2 separate regions of the Mus musculus genome follow, and region 2 is linked to region 1. The links are chromatin loops, found by intact Hi-C in ENCODE. Cell type or tissue: left cerebral cortex. All regions are shown on one strand.

Evidence for each region. A loop is a pair of places that touch in the nucleus more often than their neighbours do. Peaks named below come from ENCODE experiments on the same cell type or tissue, not always from the same donor. Only the 100,000 strongest peaks of a DNase experiment are listed, where the experiment ranks them.
Region 2: a loop joins it to region 1, with 2.3 times the contacts of the local background. A loop is called at or near these places in 3 of 42 quality-filtered maps.

What each region holds. Positions count from the first base shown.
Region 1 is chr6:143,836,898-143,844,897 of GRCm38, forward strand. It overlaps Sox5 (SRY (sex determining region Y)-box 5), which reads right to left. Exons shown (of 15, transcript NM_011444.3): 12 at 7,839-7,947; 13 at 4,277-4,450. Among named protein-coding and RNA genes, the nearest start is that of Gm52484, 53 kb to the right of the region's middle. In left cerebral cortex, no CTCF peak of the experiment used is centred here; DNase peaks (open chromatin) are centred at 4,348 and 6,469.
Region 2 is chr6:144,188,217-144,196,216 of GRCm38, forward strand. All of the region lies in intron 1 of Sox5 (SRY (sex determining region Y)-box 5), which reads right to left. Among named protein-coding and RNA genes, the nearest start is that of Sox5, 17 kb to the right of the region's middle. In left cerebral cortex, no CTCF peak of the experiment used is centred here; a DNase peak (open chromatin) is centred at 4,410; H3K27ac peaks cover 377 bases.

The DNA.
Region 1 (8,000 bases):
TGTGTGTGTGTGTGTGTGTGTGTGTGTGTGAGAGAGAGAGAGAGAGAGAGAGAGAGAGAGAGAGAGAGAGAGAGGGAGAGAGAGAGAGAGAGACAGACAGACAGACAGACAGAGAGACAGAGAGACAGAGAGACAGAGACAGAGAGAGAGACAGAGAGACAGAGAGACAGAGAGAGAGACAGACAGACAGACAGACAGAGAGACAGAGACAGAGAGAGAGACAGAGAGACAGAGAGACAGAGAGAGAGAGAGAGAGAGACAGAGAGAGAGAGAACTTGCCCTATTTCCTGCCACTCAATGCCCTGTACTCTTAGAGTAAGAAGACCACCACCCCAGGTATCTTGAAAAGTCACACCATCTCATCAAGCATCCTGATAAGGAGAGAAAGAGACCAACGAATGAAGCAGGAGTCCAGTCCCGGCTTTTAGGCATCGTTTAGGGAAGAGCTTAGAAGAAGCTGTAAACCCTAAACTCAGGCAGAGGCAGCAGCTTGCCAAGCATTCTTGCCTAGGGATGAGAGGAGCCTTCAATGTGTGCAGTTTTGCACGTGCAACGTTAGGAAGTGGATGGGGAAGCCCGTGAGCAGGGCTGTCAGAAGTGCTTTAGACAGGTTGCCCCCAATCGGGATAGATTTTGGTTTTGTTTTATTCCCAACGCAGCTCAGGTTCAAATAGCAGAGATGCTTGTTTTCCATTCTAAAACTTCTGTTTGAGCAGCATAGTCAGTGTGTTCAGACCACATTATTTTAAGTACAGCCCCAAACTCTGGTTCATAGTACACGTGAGAAGAGTGGTTCTCAACCTGTGGGTTGTGACCCCTTACATTATCATTCATAACAATAGCAAATTTATAGTTATAAAGTAGCTATAAAGTACTTTTATTGTTCGGGGTCACTGCAACATGAAGAACTATAACAAAGTGTCACAGCATTAGGAAGGTTGAGAACCACTGGCTGAGAGCAAAACCTACCTTTAAAAAAACCCAGAATATAAAAATAAGGAAATTCAATTAGACTATGAAGTATTGAAGATAATTCCCAATTTTTTTTCTAAAATATTTTATCTCTAAAGAAAGGCATGCTTACTCTTAGAGGTGACCTGCCTTAGACTGGTGGCCATTTTAATATTTCCTGTCTTGTGCATGATGCTGGGTTGGTAGGGTGAGAATTAAAACTCCCCACTTCACCTCCTGAGAGTATATTTCCTGATAACACCCAGTCTTGAGCTATGTTCGAAACAACAGGGCCACATAATAATGACAATTTTATCTTTTAGAGACAGTGTCTCTCTGGGTAGCTCAGGTTAGCCAGTCTTCCTGCTTTATAATATACCAAGGGCTGGAATTACAGGCACGTACCCTCCCATTACTCCAATTACATATTTGTTCATAATTATGAATTAAGATAGCTTAGGTACCAACTGGGACGTGGAGGCTCAACTCTATCTTCAGACCATGCAGTCTCAGTTTGGAAGCAAATCCAGTTTACATATTTAATTATTCCTCTGGGTGGGGATAGCCAACTGGAGGCTTCACCTTAGTCTCAATGGCTCCCCAAAATTAACAGCTGCTGACTGCAGGGCCCTAAATACAGTCAGGGAGAATGCTAGCAAAGACATTGTGGTGGCCCACCCTTTCCCCGCAAAAAGATGAAAACAGTTACTTGGTTTGGTTTGTGCCTGCAGCCATGTACAGTGCAGAAGTGGTGGGCTGTTTGCAAGGCAAATGAAGAGACTGTAGGGAATGCCTTCTGATAACAAAAGAGTTATCAGTTGCAATGAAAACATATTTGATGCTCAAAGTAAGAGAAAATAAGGAGCCTTTTTTATTTTTTCCAGACTCTTCCTTCTGAGTCTGGCAGTAGGCTCCAAGAGGAGCGGGAGCTGAGCGGCGATGTCATCTCTACGGGGCATGTAATGAATTTGCACATTTTACTCCGACTACTGTATATCTAATCAGAAAAAGATGTCCCCCAGTCCCTGATCTCGAGCCAAACAGTAAAAGGTGATTCCTTATGTTAACAATTTCAGCAGAATGGCTTATTAAAACCAGATTTTAGGGTATTATAAAATGCTTAGAAGCCCTTTAAAATGTCAACTAGGATCCCCAGAGACTACATAAAATGTCAACCCAGCTCAAGCGCCTGTTTTAAGCAGAATGAATTAGCAGCATGCTGTCGGAGGCTGTTATCCAAAACAGTCGGTAAAGAGAGAAACATCAAGCCTTCTTTGTACTTTTCCATGAAATAGGCCACTCAGAACCATCGTGCGGCTATTTGAAGATTTTATATTTATTTAAATCTATGACTAAATACTTACCCCCACCCCCAAACTTCAGTGTTTAATTTTTGGGTGACTAAAATTGCCCCATGTCTAATTAATGTGGCTGTATCAGGAAGGCTTGGGCTGGAGCCATCTTCTATGTAGACTGTAACAGCAGAGGTCATATGGTGAAGCTCACCTTGAGTCAGAAAAGATTTTCCTAGCCACTTACTGCTATACCATAAGGAATCTTTGTTACATTTCCTAGAAATAAAATGACTATCTTTCAAAAAACTTTTCAAGTTTTATTTTTCTCTTTTTATTCTCTCTGTGTGTGCATCTGATTGAATTTGCCCATGGGCCCAGATGAGGGCCTTGGGTAGTCTGGACCTGCAGTTACAGGTGGTTGTGAGACTCCTATCATGAGGGCTGAAAACCTAACTCGGGAAGCAACCACTAACCACTAACCACTGAGCAGTCTGCTCTTCTTTGTAGAACAAAGTTTGAACCGGCGAGAAGGATTTAGCACCAAGCTCACTTATCAAATTATCAAATCCAAATGAAGCATGTGCAGCATGTAGAACATGGTCCTAGCATTTGAGAGGCAGAGGCGGGCATGGTCCTAGCATTTGAGAGGCAGAGGCAGGCATGGTCCTAGCATTTGAGAGGCAGAGGCAGACGTATCTCTATGAGTTCTGGGCCCACTTAGTCTATCATTAGTTCCAGGGCAGCCAGGGCTGCATAGTGAGACCCTGTTTTAAAAAAAAAATACAACCAAATTTGAGTAATTCGTGAGGAGGAGAGGATGAAGTAATTGAAGGGATGAATAGATCAGAGACACTAGGGAATTCTGGTACAGCTCTGTCCTTTCCAGCACTGTACTTTGTACAACTTTGTGTTTTCAAATGTCGGAGTCCCACTTCTGCAAGGGAACACCACTTGTTCTAATCTCTCAGACTCCATGCATGGATTCATCTGAAAACTATTTTAGAAGGAAATATTAAAGCACACGTGTGTAAGTGCGTGTGTTTTCTATATGATCTGGTTGGATTACAAGCGCCGTGCAGCCGGGGGGGGGGGCATCTACTGCCTTGGTTGGGGTTACGGGATTATGAATAGAGTACACTTAGTTACTATGTTTAGGCAGCCAGCTCATTAATGGGCCCGCAAAGATATATCTTTATAATGTGGGTGTAACTCCAAGAGCATCATCTATTTTAATAAAGTAGTTTAGGTGTGTGCTGCTACTTATTTTTCAAGCCCTAATTTTTTCCGATGGAGCTAGGGACTTTTGTTCTGAACTCTTACTGTCAGAGAATGGGCAATGTAAATCTTTTCTTGCTGCCATAGTCCACCGTGCCAGTTGGAGATAAAGGTGAGGATAATGATGCTAACATGGTAATGACCAGGCCAAAGCACAAACAGAGTCTAGAGCCTTTATCTCCTTTCAGCTCAGCCTGGCCCTTGCCTTAAACCAGTTTACACGAAGTCTTTCCTTATCCATGCCCTCCCTAACCATCTCCTCGTGTGCTTGAGTGTCTGTGCTTTGGGGTAAAGGTATATCTTGTCTTCTTGTACACTGGGAGCCACAGTGGTAGGTAAAGCTGCTTTTCAAGTCAATGAAAAACTATTGCATGTTCCTAAGACTTATCAAAAGCACAGTCGTCTGCAGGGTTACTGAAAGTAAAGGCCCTATTCTAGGTCTATGTCCTCTCCTCCTTCCCCCAGCGCACCACGAATACCAAACAGAACTCCCACATCCTTATGCTTCTTCCAAGGAGGGCAAGACAGGCATAAGACCTGCCTGTCCAGTTCACAGATGAAACGGAGAAGTAAAGGTCCCAGGGTGCTTTGTTGTCCTTTGGGCCCTCAGTGATGGTACTGCTATTCTGGAATATTAACAGAACACAGGAGCAGCCTGCCTTCCACACCCATCGTCTTTCCCTGAGAGCAGAAGACAGCACAGCCCGGCACAGTACGTCTCCCGGCACGCACTCAGTCTTCAGCAACCTCCTTACCCAGTATCTTGCTGATGTTGGAATTGTGCATGTCGGGAAAGGCCTGAAGGATTTTCCTCCGTTCATCTTTCGCCCACACCATGAAGGCATTCATTGGACGCTTTATGTGGGGCTCGTTGCTACCACGTCCCCTGGATTCCCTGTAAATTCTTGACTCTGAGACTCCAGCGCTTCCTAGAAAAGGGGAAGAGCAGCACTTATGTCAGTGTGGAGACTTTGGCAGGGTTCCTCCCCGATGACTGTTTTCTTCGGCTATTAAAATATCAGAAAACAAAAAGTACTTCTGATAATGGTATGCGCAGTTCCTAAGGCAGATGCTTGCTTAGGAAGTGTCTGTGATAAGCCTGTGGCAGCAAATGTTTGTATTTTTTAACCCAGTTCTCATTTTGTCCTGGATTTTCGAGGACTATGGATGGCTTCAGCATTTACTTGAAAGAGTCCAGAGAAACCTGGGACACACTGCTTTTGGATCCTATGGGAAAATGGGCGAGTTAGTCTCTGAGTGTACCAGTGCTGCAGGAATATTACAGATTGAAAGAATCTGGTCAAAGTGTGGAACACTCATGGGTTCTGCAGGAAACAAAGAGACAGTGAGGACTTGAAGTGTCTGGACCCCCCTTTTTGTTTCTGAGGACACATTAGCAAAAACATGCTAGACAGAATTTCAGTCAAAACAACACAAATGCCTCCTTTTGATGTGGTTGGTGTTTCTTTTCAATCATGTGTCAGTATATGTAATGACTGTCTACCTTGCCCACAAAAGACACTGGAGGGTTGGAAGAAAAGAACCAATAAATGTATTACGATTGGTTCTTAAAAACACAAACACACATTCCACTGGATGTTTTTCCTCCTAGCATGTTAAGTTCTCAAAAGAGACAAGGTGATGGTTGTATTCCAGATATCAAGGCCACTGACAACAAGGGACCCCTTTTCCCTGTGAGTCACCCTGAGCCTCAGGAAGGTGCGCACTTCCTCCTGTGGCCTTATCAGACCCCGTAAGGCATCTCCTGCAGTGTAGTCCACAGCCAAGAAGCAGAGGTGCTCGAGTGCAGATAGTGAGGACAAGGGGAGCCTGGGAACAGGGCACTCTGCAGCTAAGACTTCACTGTTGTCATCATCATCCGTACAAACAAAAACAGCATAAAGAAGATGCTGGAGACTCCTCGTACCTCTACCGCAAACAAGATCACATCTCCTCTTTTTTAATACCCCCATTCATCTGTATATCTTAATTAATTTGGAGAATGGGTAAGTAATCAATCTTGCTTCTATACAATTGGCAAGGTGAAAACAACCAAATAGCATCTCTCTAGAAGCATGGTTCTTAGCTCAGCATCTCTCTAGAAGCATGGTTCTTAGCTCAGCATCTCTCTAGAAGTATGGTTCTTAGCTCAGCATCTCTCTAGAAGCATGGTTCTTAGCTCAGCATTTCTCTAGTAGCACTCATGGTTCTCAGCTCAGAATCTCTCTAGTAATACACATGGTTCTTAGCTCAGCATCTCTCTAGTAGCACACATGGTTCTCAGCTCAGCATCTCCCTAGTAGCACTCATGGTTCTCAGCTCAGAATCTCTCTAGCAGCACACCTGGTTCTCAGCTCAGCATCTCTCTAGTAGCACACATGGTTCTCAGCTCAGCATCTCTCTAGTAGCACACATGGTTCTCAGCTCAGCATCTCTCTAGAAGCACACCTGGTTCTCAGCTCAGCATCTCTCTAGTAGCACACATGGTTCTCAGCTCAGCATCTCTCTAGTAGCACACATGGTTCTCAGCTCAGCATCTCCCTAGTAGCACACCTGGTTCTCAGCTCAGCATCTCTCTAGTAGCACACCTGGTTCTCAGCTCAGCATCTCTCTAGAAGCACACCTGGTTCTCAGCTCAGCATCTCCCTAGTAGCACACATGGTTCTCAGCTCCGTATCTCTCTAGAAGCACACATGGTTCTCAGCTCAGCATCTCCCTAGTAGCACACATGGTTATTAGCTCAGCATCTCTCTAGTAGCACACATGGTTCTCAGCTCAGCATCTCTCTAGTAACACACATGGTTCTCAGCTCAGCATCTCCCTAGTAGCACACATGGTTATTAGCTCAGCATCTCTCTAGTAGCACACATGGTTCTCAGCTCCGTATCTCTCTAGAAGCACACATGGTTCGTGCTCATCTATTACATTCTCCTTGCTCAGTATAGACTGGAAGCTGCTTTGCATATGAGCATCGCTAAATTAGACACTGGCAGCACAAGCTTCTCTGCCGTGGTGCTTTATTGCCAGAGTGTATTTTATCATGCGAGCATAACTTAAAATTGATGAAATGTGTTACGACCAGTAATTGCCTCTCGATTGACAAACAGCAGCGCTAATGCACAACAGCATCCTTCGGAAATGTGTTTGTAACTAGGGAATGATTGTGGCACATCTGCTGTTTCCGGTCCTTACACCTTACAGCAACATAAGCCACGAGAGCAGCAGTGTGGGACTCCGTCAACTCTAAATAGGCTCTTTGTATGTACGCAGACCAGGTTTATTCTGGGAAGGCAATGGCTGCAAGATTTTGTTTTTTTTCTGGCTCTCCAATAGAATAAGTTCAATTGCAACAGGATCGTGGAGTTAGATATTCGAGCTTGGCTAGCTTTGGGCTGGTGAGAATCTTAATGGCCAGAGAAGAGTTGCTGCTGAAGGGTCACAGGGATCCCCCTCTTCCTGTTTGAGTCTTAGTGGTTTGAGTCTCTTCCAGCTTGCAGCAAGGCTGGGCCACTGAAGTCCTAAAACACACATGATACCTGGTACCGGAAGGAGAACCCAATTGGGATCTGTATAAGAGAAACTACAGTTTCTTCTTATGTTCTCTTTGCTGTATCAGCTGAACTGGGCATCTCCCCGACTGCCAACTGTGCTGTCTGAAGTGACACGAGGCTGAAGTATAGGAAAGGAGCATGGCGCTCCCTAAATGGAGTGCTGCTTAGATTGTACATATAAAGAGCCTATTTAGAGCTGATGGAGTCCCTTACTTCTTGTCTCTGTGGCTTACATGCTTAGAGTGTTGTTGGGTTAGAGAAGGTTTTTGTCAATGTGTAGATAACGTAGCAGGTGAGGCTGCAAAATGCAAGAAACATGTCCAAGACCTGTCCTTTGAACTGTGTGTCTAGCTGATAATGCAAGCTGCAAAATGAGCTGATAGATATGTAGTTGTACAAAGTTTGGCGTACAGAAAATGGGAGGGCGAGAGGCAGGCTGGCTGCTAGACCAGGATATTTGCTTCAGAGTCATGTCATTTTAGACCTGAGTCCTGCCCTGTGGCACTTACAGCCCTCTGATCCTGCGGGAATGATTCCAAACCACTGGGGGCAATCTTCTTGTCTGCAGAGGCACTGAGAGGTCCCATTGGGGTGGAAAGATGAGCAACAGGGAGCGCCTGGCACATGGTGACTGCGGTAAATGTGAGCCCCACTGGGATGGTCAGGTAGGCAGTGACCTTTCTGCCTGTTCTTTTTGCTGTTTTAAGCAGCTCCAAGTCTCCCCTCCCACTCCATCCTGGAGTATAAATGAGTAATAGCCACAAACCGTCAGAATCTCCACTCATATTGAAATCCATCATTCCATGGCTAAATTTCCCTTCTTCATTCTGTTTAACTGCCAACTGCTGAGTCAGGCTCTCCAGTGTTGTTTTTTCCTTTAAAAAAAATAAATTTAAAATGAGAATCTTGAACCTATAATTATTCAAAG
Region 2 (8,000 bases), 350 kb after region 1:
CTACGTGGCATCAAAGTATGTGATGATTTTATACGTTTATATCCCTCTCTGTTGAAACAGCACAGAAAAGCATATATATTATAAAATACTATAAGTTTTTAATTCCTCATCATTTATTATATGTACAAAATAGTTATCTATTCTTAAAAGGAAAGCAGTATTTATTGTACATTGGAGAGAGTAGGGCTTGCTATTTGTATCCTTCTGGCTTTTACTATATTTTTATTTAATTATATTTATACATCTGGCAATGATCTTTAAGAATCCCAGGTCCTATACATACTAAAAGCAGCAGGCAAGAACTAGTGGCTCAAACTGGGATTCCTACTTAGAAACTTAAAGTAAGCCTGGCAGGGGACACATGTCAATAGTCCACTGTCCCAGAGGTAAAGCAAGAGATCCCAAGTTCAAGGCCAGCCTGGAATCATCAGAAAAAAGCAGACAAACATAAGAAACAGAAAGAAAATAAGAAAGGAAGAAAGAAAGAATGAGTGAAAGAGGGAAATAAGCCTAACATATGAGTCTTAAAATTAATTTATCCATTTCTATCTTAAAACTTTCACCCCGGAAACAATTGGCTGCTATTAATTTATGGTAAATAAATTTAATTATTAAAATAATAGCAACCAAATTAAAAAACTATAATAAATTAGCCTTTGCGATTTTTAAAGCATGAACAAAATTAAAACACTGAACATCTTAATAGTTAATTAGCCTGAAATCTGAAGGATTTGGTGTGGAGAATCTTTTAATGCCAATGGTCCCTCCTCCACAAATAAGGTTGCCCCCCCCCCCCCAGTCACATCTGTCCAATCAACAATATTCTATAAAATCTCAATTCTGTGACAGAGTAAAATACAGAGTTCAGTATTGGGTGGTGTGAAAAGAGCAGAGGCATCAGACACTCAGCAGGAGCTATGCTGCCCCACTGACCCTCTGGCCAGAAGCATTGGCCTCATAAAGAATTCTATAGGACTGGCCAGGCAATACTGGATAGGCAATTAAATTCAGGAGCCCACAAAGTTCATACTTCATAGGATTGATCTATATGTAAACTTATAAAAGGAATATTCTAAAAGAAAACTAACCTTTCAGCTTGAAAAAACAAGACTGTTCAAAAAGAAAGAGAGGAAACAGAGATGGCAGAACCCCCTGCTAGTGTTAAGGCAACAGAATGCACTTAAACAGCACACGTAACAGTGAGTGGCGTCTATGCTTACGAGGAGGCAGTCTTAGCTTTTATGAGCAGGCTGGGTTTTACCTAAGGATATCTAATACATTGGAAAAATCTATCTTTAGAACCACTATTTTTGAGCCCTAACATAACATGACAGCTTGTATTGAACCAACAAAAAACGTTATATTTAGTACTTCGCAATGAGGTTTATCATGTTCCACCAATGAACAGGATAATGACAACTTAAGGGTTTAATTGAATCAAATCACTCTTCAGTGGTCACATTTCATCAGAGGGAGACTCCACAGGCTGTGGACACCAGCCCTCACCAGCTTTGCTCCTCTCTACTTACTCTGGCCACACAACACCTCTTTTAACTCTCACTAAGCCCCCAGCCTCGAGCTTCCCTCCCAGACCTTGGTGGGATGAAGGGCATGGAAAGCGAACAGCTACAGAGGTAAATGCTGCTGAGTCACGAAGGGAGTTGGCCGCCATGAGTGGAAAACGGCTCAATTGTTCAGTTGGCGAGGCCTACTCTGTTCCCTAAACTGTCCAGGACTACAGGGTGGGCACTTCCCTTTTGAATCCATCCGCACAGTTTAAAATGTACCTGGATGCAGAAATGTGTCAGGGTGAAGATCATGGTTGCTCTATTCACAGAATTTTCCTAATCTACAAATGAATATGTCAGGACTGACTTTCTGAATCTTGGAGAACAGCCTCATTGGAAGCAGCACAAGGACTCCCTGACCATCTATTGGGGGTAGAGGGTGGGAGTGGGGTACAAAAGAGAGCGTGCAGTGTAGGATCCAGCAGAAGGGCATCTCCGGTCCTCCCATGATACTGTGATCCAGGCTTAGTATAGACTGAGCCCCCAGCCACGGGCAGTGTGCACTGCTTGATACACTGAAGACCACCGGTCAAGGCCTTGCCTGTGACTCTTGCTGGTCATCTGCAAACTAACGTTGTGGATCATGTGTTTTATCCTAAATGGGTACAAACAAGTAAACTGGTGCAGAAATAGAAACACTTTACACGGGGGAACCTACCTGGCATATACATAACACAGAGGTCTATACACACCACACATGTGTACACACATAACATGGGCACACATACATATGAGTACATGCATATACACATTGAGGTATGGTGTGTGTGTGCGTGTGCATGTGTGCACTTACAATGCGTGGAGGGACTCAAATTCATGACCTTCCCTAGGCCAGGCAAGCACTCACTTCCCAACTAAACAACATCTGAAGCTTTTGACATATATTTTAAGGTGTTAGAGTCAAGGCAGAAAATCACCTGTAATATAAAACATTTCCAGACACACAATGAACACCACTTAAAACTTGTGAGAACATTTCTAGCTCGTGAGAACAGTGATCAAGAATAGAGGTGAGTTTGTTTTCCCTAGAATAGTGACACATAGTTTTGTATGAAAACTGAACAATGAACGCTTTAAGTATGACTTTAAACCTGCTGTCTTGAACACAGACTTAAGAATCAGTTTCTTAAATGACCTGCAGCAACATTTGGTGTCTCTGGTTAGGTGACTTTCCGTTTAAGCTGTGAGTGCTTCTGACATGCAGGAAACCCACTTCCCCCTTGAGTATTGCCTAGTACAGACAGGCTCTGTGCTGGTCAAAACATCCTTGCCACAACGCTCTAGTCATAGAATTGTAATCTGTGATCATGAGTGACAGATCCCTGTGTGCTGTATCCCTGCACTGTTCTCTGAGTGTCCGTGTCAACACCAAACACCAAACCAAGAGCAGCTACTTTCACTTCACAGAGATGAAGAAAGAAGGGCCTAAGGCAGAATCAATCCTTAAGTACAAAACTATCTAAAGCACTGCGGAGACCATTGGAGAAGGTGGCCGTGGGCTGCATGTTCTGCATCAGTACTGTGTGGGGACTGACGCCACTGGTGTAGCAGTGTCACAGTGTATGGGGACTCTCATGCTAACTAAGGGTATTAGCCCTTAACTAAACTTTTAAGTGACTTAAAGAAAAGATCTGAAAGACAGGGACAAAGGTTGCCAGTGGAATTAGTTTGCTGTAAGTCCCTCTCCATACCTGTGCACCTAGGTTTATTTTTAATTTAAAAAAATTAATGAGAGGCGTTGGGAGCTTGCATAATGCATACCACGTGAGAACAGGATCTGAGTCTAATCCCTAGCACCCTTGTGAAATTCCAGCACAGGGGCACGGTGCCTCTGTGATCCCAGCGCAGAGGAAGTGGAGACGCGATGACTCCTGGAGCTCCAGAGGGCTAGCTTGGGATCCAGGAGATGGAAATTCAGTGAGAGACTATGCCTCAAAAAATAGGTGGAGACTGATGAAGGAGGGTGTAAGTCGCCATATGTATGACCACATGTGTGTGCATAGAGCTCTCCCATGGGCACATGCTACACATGCAAATTGACGTACACAAAGAGAGAGCAAATGATTGTCTCCGGATTTGACTAACTCGGAGTTTATTGGAGATTGATCACATTTTGATTTTTAAAACGGAAACAAAATAGCATGGCGGGCTGATGAGTCCCCTCATAACAATGAACCAATATTATTAATAAGGAGCCATCTTTATAAACAACATTCTGAAAACACCTACACCACAAAAACAAACAAACAAGCAAACAGCCCATCAGCTTTTGGGGCAAGCTTTTTCTGATTTGGAAAAGCCCTGGTATTTTACAAAGGAGACTCTCAATTTGCTAAGTGTAAGCAGAGACTTTGTCGTCCCCTCCAGCAGCCGCCCTGCCATTCCTCACTCTTCACGGTGACCAGTCCTGTCCTGCGGTAGACCCACTGGTCCGACTCCTCACTAAATACTTCCTGAGGAGTCAGCGGAGATGTGTCTGCTGCTGAGCGGACACCAAGAGCAGGTTCAGTGAAGTCACTGGAGAACGTCAAAGACCCTCTATCTGTCCATTTAAGTGACTGAACCAAGTCAGAGATGTCTGAGGGTACAACAAGGGTCCAGCAGGACAAAGTATTTCTCAGAACCACAAAAGCCTACCCATCCACCATCACGAGCATCCGTAACATGCATGTCCCCTCGACAGTGTATTCTCTGGCTCCCGGGCCTTGTTCACATGGAGGCTCGTCTTGGTTTGACTGCGTACACTCTGAAACCTGAAGTCACTTTAAGGACAGAGGTGGGAGGGCCCTCGAAGCTAGGCAAGAATACAACTCAGTCAAGAACTAATTGTTCCCCATCTCTTAGCAACAGCCTGGATGCAAGAACTGCTATTTAAAGGAGGTAGTTTACAGGACTAGTTAGCCTTTTCTTAGATCTCTGCCTGTATCCTTCCACCAAGAAATCTACATACCTGGCAAACATTAGTTTAGCTACTTATAGACGTGCCGTCTCCAACTAAGTTCATTATCACTCAGTGCTCTTTCTCCTGTTTGGTCTCTACCAAAAATGGCAATGTGAATAAGGGCTCTTGAATTTTCTGCATCTCTTCTATTAAACACATATTAAGTATCCATAAAATAAACCATCCTCCCGACAACCAGGGCTTCTCTAGAGCAACTGCAAAGACCTGATAAAACCCCAAGCTGTTTCTCGCTACAAAATAACTCATCATGACTGCAGAGAACTCAGAGGTATTCTTAGTCAAGGTCTTAGTTTTATATATAAAAAAAATCATTAAATTTATACTACGCATATGCAGTCACACATATATATGAAATATGTCACATTTTTAATATTATGCATATATAGATCATGTATTGATACTGTACACATTATCAATATATGCATTCATACATATGACATACGTCCAAGAACTAAGTTTTATATGTCATACAAGTATTGCATGTATACATTGACAATGCACACAGATATACATACTTACGATCTATACATGTATTTGCCCATGTAAACTGAGTACACATATATCTCTATGTACAGGCTTACTGTTTTATACAGATTGCATATAACATATGCACTTAAACATATCTATACATGAACACGGTAAACATGTACAATAAAGTTTATAATGTAGCTTTATGTCTCAAACACACACATGCACAATCACGTGTGTGTGTGTGTGTGTGCGCGTGCGCATGTGTGTGTGACTTTAGGGGATGAAAATCAAGCCTAAAGTGTGTGGGGAAGGCTGCTGCTCTCTTAGGAAGCAGGTCAGATTCTAGTTTGACCCAAAGCAGAGAAATTTGCAAAGTATTTTGTATTTTTTATTAGTATGCACCCAACATTACCTGCACATGGAATATTCTAGGAACCCTTTCTGAGTTATTAGCATCAGTTAATTGAACATTTCCTCGACAAGCTAGAGTACATATAATTTCTTTTCCCTTTTTTTTTTTTTTTTTGGTAACTTATTGATGGGGTCTCACTATGTCATCCTAGCTGGCCAAAAACTTACTCTGTAGACCATGCTGGTCTTGAACTTACAGAGATGCACCTTCTTCTGCCTCCCAAGTTCCAAGGTTAAAGGCATGAATTACCATACAAGGTTTTACTTCTTCTCTGAGAAGTGAAAGTATCCTATGAAACAGAGACTATTACAGCATGGACTTCGCAGATAAAGAACTGATGCCATGCGGAGTTTATTCAACTGGGAAAGGTTACGTCCCTGATGAATGGCGGTGCTTTCCAGGGGCTTCTTACAGCCTCTCCAAATCTTTGGAACAATGGTTAAAGATCAAAGAATAAAACAAAGAAACAAGACATGGGTTACTTCAAGCCTACAGTAGTGTATATGGATCTAACATTAAAACTGAAACACTCACTCATTGAAAACCAAGTGGGAACAAAACACCCTTGGAAGGAGTTACAGAGACAAAGTTTGGAGCTGAGATGAAAGGATGGACCATGTAGAGACTGCCATATCCAGGGATCCACCCCATAATCAGCATCCAAACGCTGACACCATTGCATACACTAGCAAGATTTTATCGAAAGGACCCAGATGTAGCTGTCTCTTGTGAGACTATGCCGGGGCCTAGCAAACACAGAAGTGGATGCTCACAGTCAACTAATGGATGGATCACAGGGCTCCCAATGGAGGAGCTAGATAAAGTAGCCAAGGAGCTAAAGGGATCTGCAACCCTAGAGGTGGAACAACATTATGAACTAACCAGTACCCCGGAGCTCTTGACTCTAGCTGCATATGTATCAAAAGATGGCCTAGTCGGCCATCACTGGAAAGAGAGGCCCATTGGACTTGCAAAATTTATATGCCCCAGTACAGGGGAACGCCAGGGCCAAAAAGGGGGAGTGGGTGGGTAGGGGAGTGGGGGTGGGTGGGTATGGGGGACTTTTGGTATAGCATTGGAAATGTAACTGAGCTAAATACCTAATAAAAAATTAAAAAAAAAAAGAAAAGAAAACCACGAAGGCAGATTCCATCCTCCAATGCTTTCCTGCTTCCATGAAGCCTCCACTGTGTCACTGATTCTATGATTTTACTGTCAGACTCAACTGAAGTTCCTACTCAGAGCTACCATTACTCTACCCTCAAGTAGGGTACAACTTTCTCCCAAGGATTACTCTCACATTTAATAAATATGCTGTTGTCAGCCAATTTGTAAAATATGTTTAGATATTCATATCACCACATGAGATATGAATGCTCACATACTTACAACTTAGGATAGTATAAAGAAGTTGCCTGGCTGCTGAGTTCACAAAAATGATCAGATACCATTTCTAACAAGATAGGGTCCTTGTGCAAAGACTTGATTTCAGTACATGATGTGTGTTAAAGGTACTGAGGATAAGAGAGCAAGGGAGAGGAGGAGGATGGGGTTGGGATGTGGGAGAGGAGAAAGAGGAGGAAAAACGGAGAGGAAAGGAGAGGACAGAGACAGACAGACAGACAGACAGACAGAGAGAGAGATATTAGAGACATTTTATAGTCTCACAGTACCAGCAAGGGGTTTCCATGTGTGGATTTAATGCAGAGAAGACATTGAACAAGCATCCTTGGATAGACCCAGGAGTCCACTGGGCATTCCAGCTTATCATATAAATTAAGTTATTTTTAAAAGACAGGTTTCTATAACATAGCATTACAGTTCAAGCGTGGCTGCAAATGCTTGCAATCCATAGGTGGAGAAACAGAGGCAGAGTAATCACTGCAAATTTGAGAAGAGCCCGGGCTACACAGTGAGTTCCAGGCCAGTCAGGGCTACAGAGGAAGAGCTTGCCTCAAAAACAAAACTAAAGCAACAGTTAGTTAGTTAGTTAGTTAGTTAGTTAGTTAGTTAATGTCCCAATCAGTGCATGAAGTTTCTACCATATTAGTTTAAATACATAATCAGTATTTAAAGCAAATATATTCATAAAATACCTAAAGATAGTCTTCTTCCAAATCACATATTAAATTCTAAAGTTATAGGAGCATTTTATTTCCTTAATCAATAATAGTGTGGCAGTGTGAAAGAAATCCTTAACACTAGGGCTATAGTTCAAGAACACATCTTATTTTGGACCAGTGAGGTCCTTGGTTGGGCTCCCAAAGCCACAAAGTAAGTTAAATAAGACAGAGTAATAGATACAGTAAAATTAATCACAGGGAAGGTTCTGAAAGGTTGATAAGCCACACTCAGATGTCAAAACCAGAGAGAATATTAGGAACTAGCTCTGTGTGCTCCCCCTCCTGCCTGTGTGAGGTTAGGAGAGGATGAACGACGAGAGCGTCGTGAACACAGAATAAAGGAGGCATTCAAAGCGACTGGGAGTCTGGCACATAACACGTACATGCCGAATGCTTGTGCTATCTTTACATCTATATTTATAAGTGCGTCTCCATATGCATAGAGCGGGAGCTTGGATGGCATC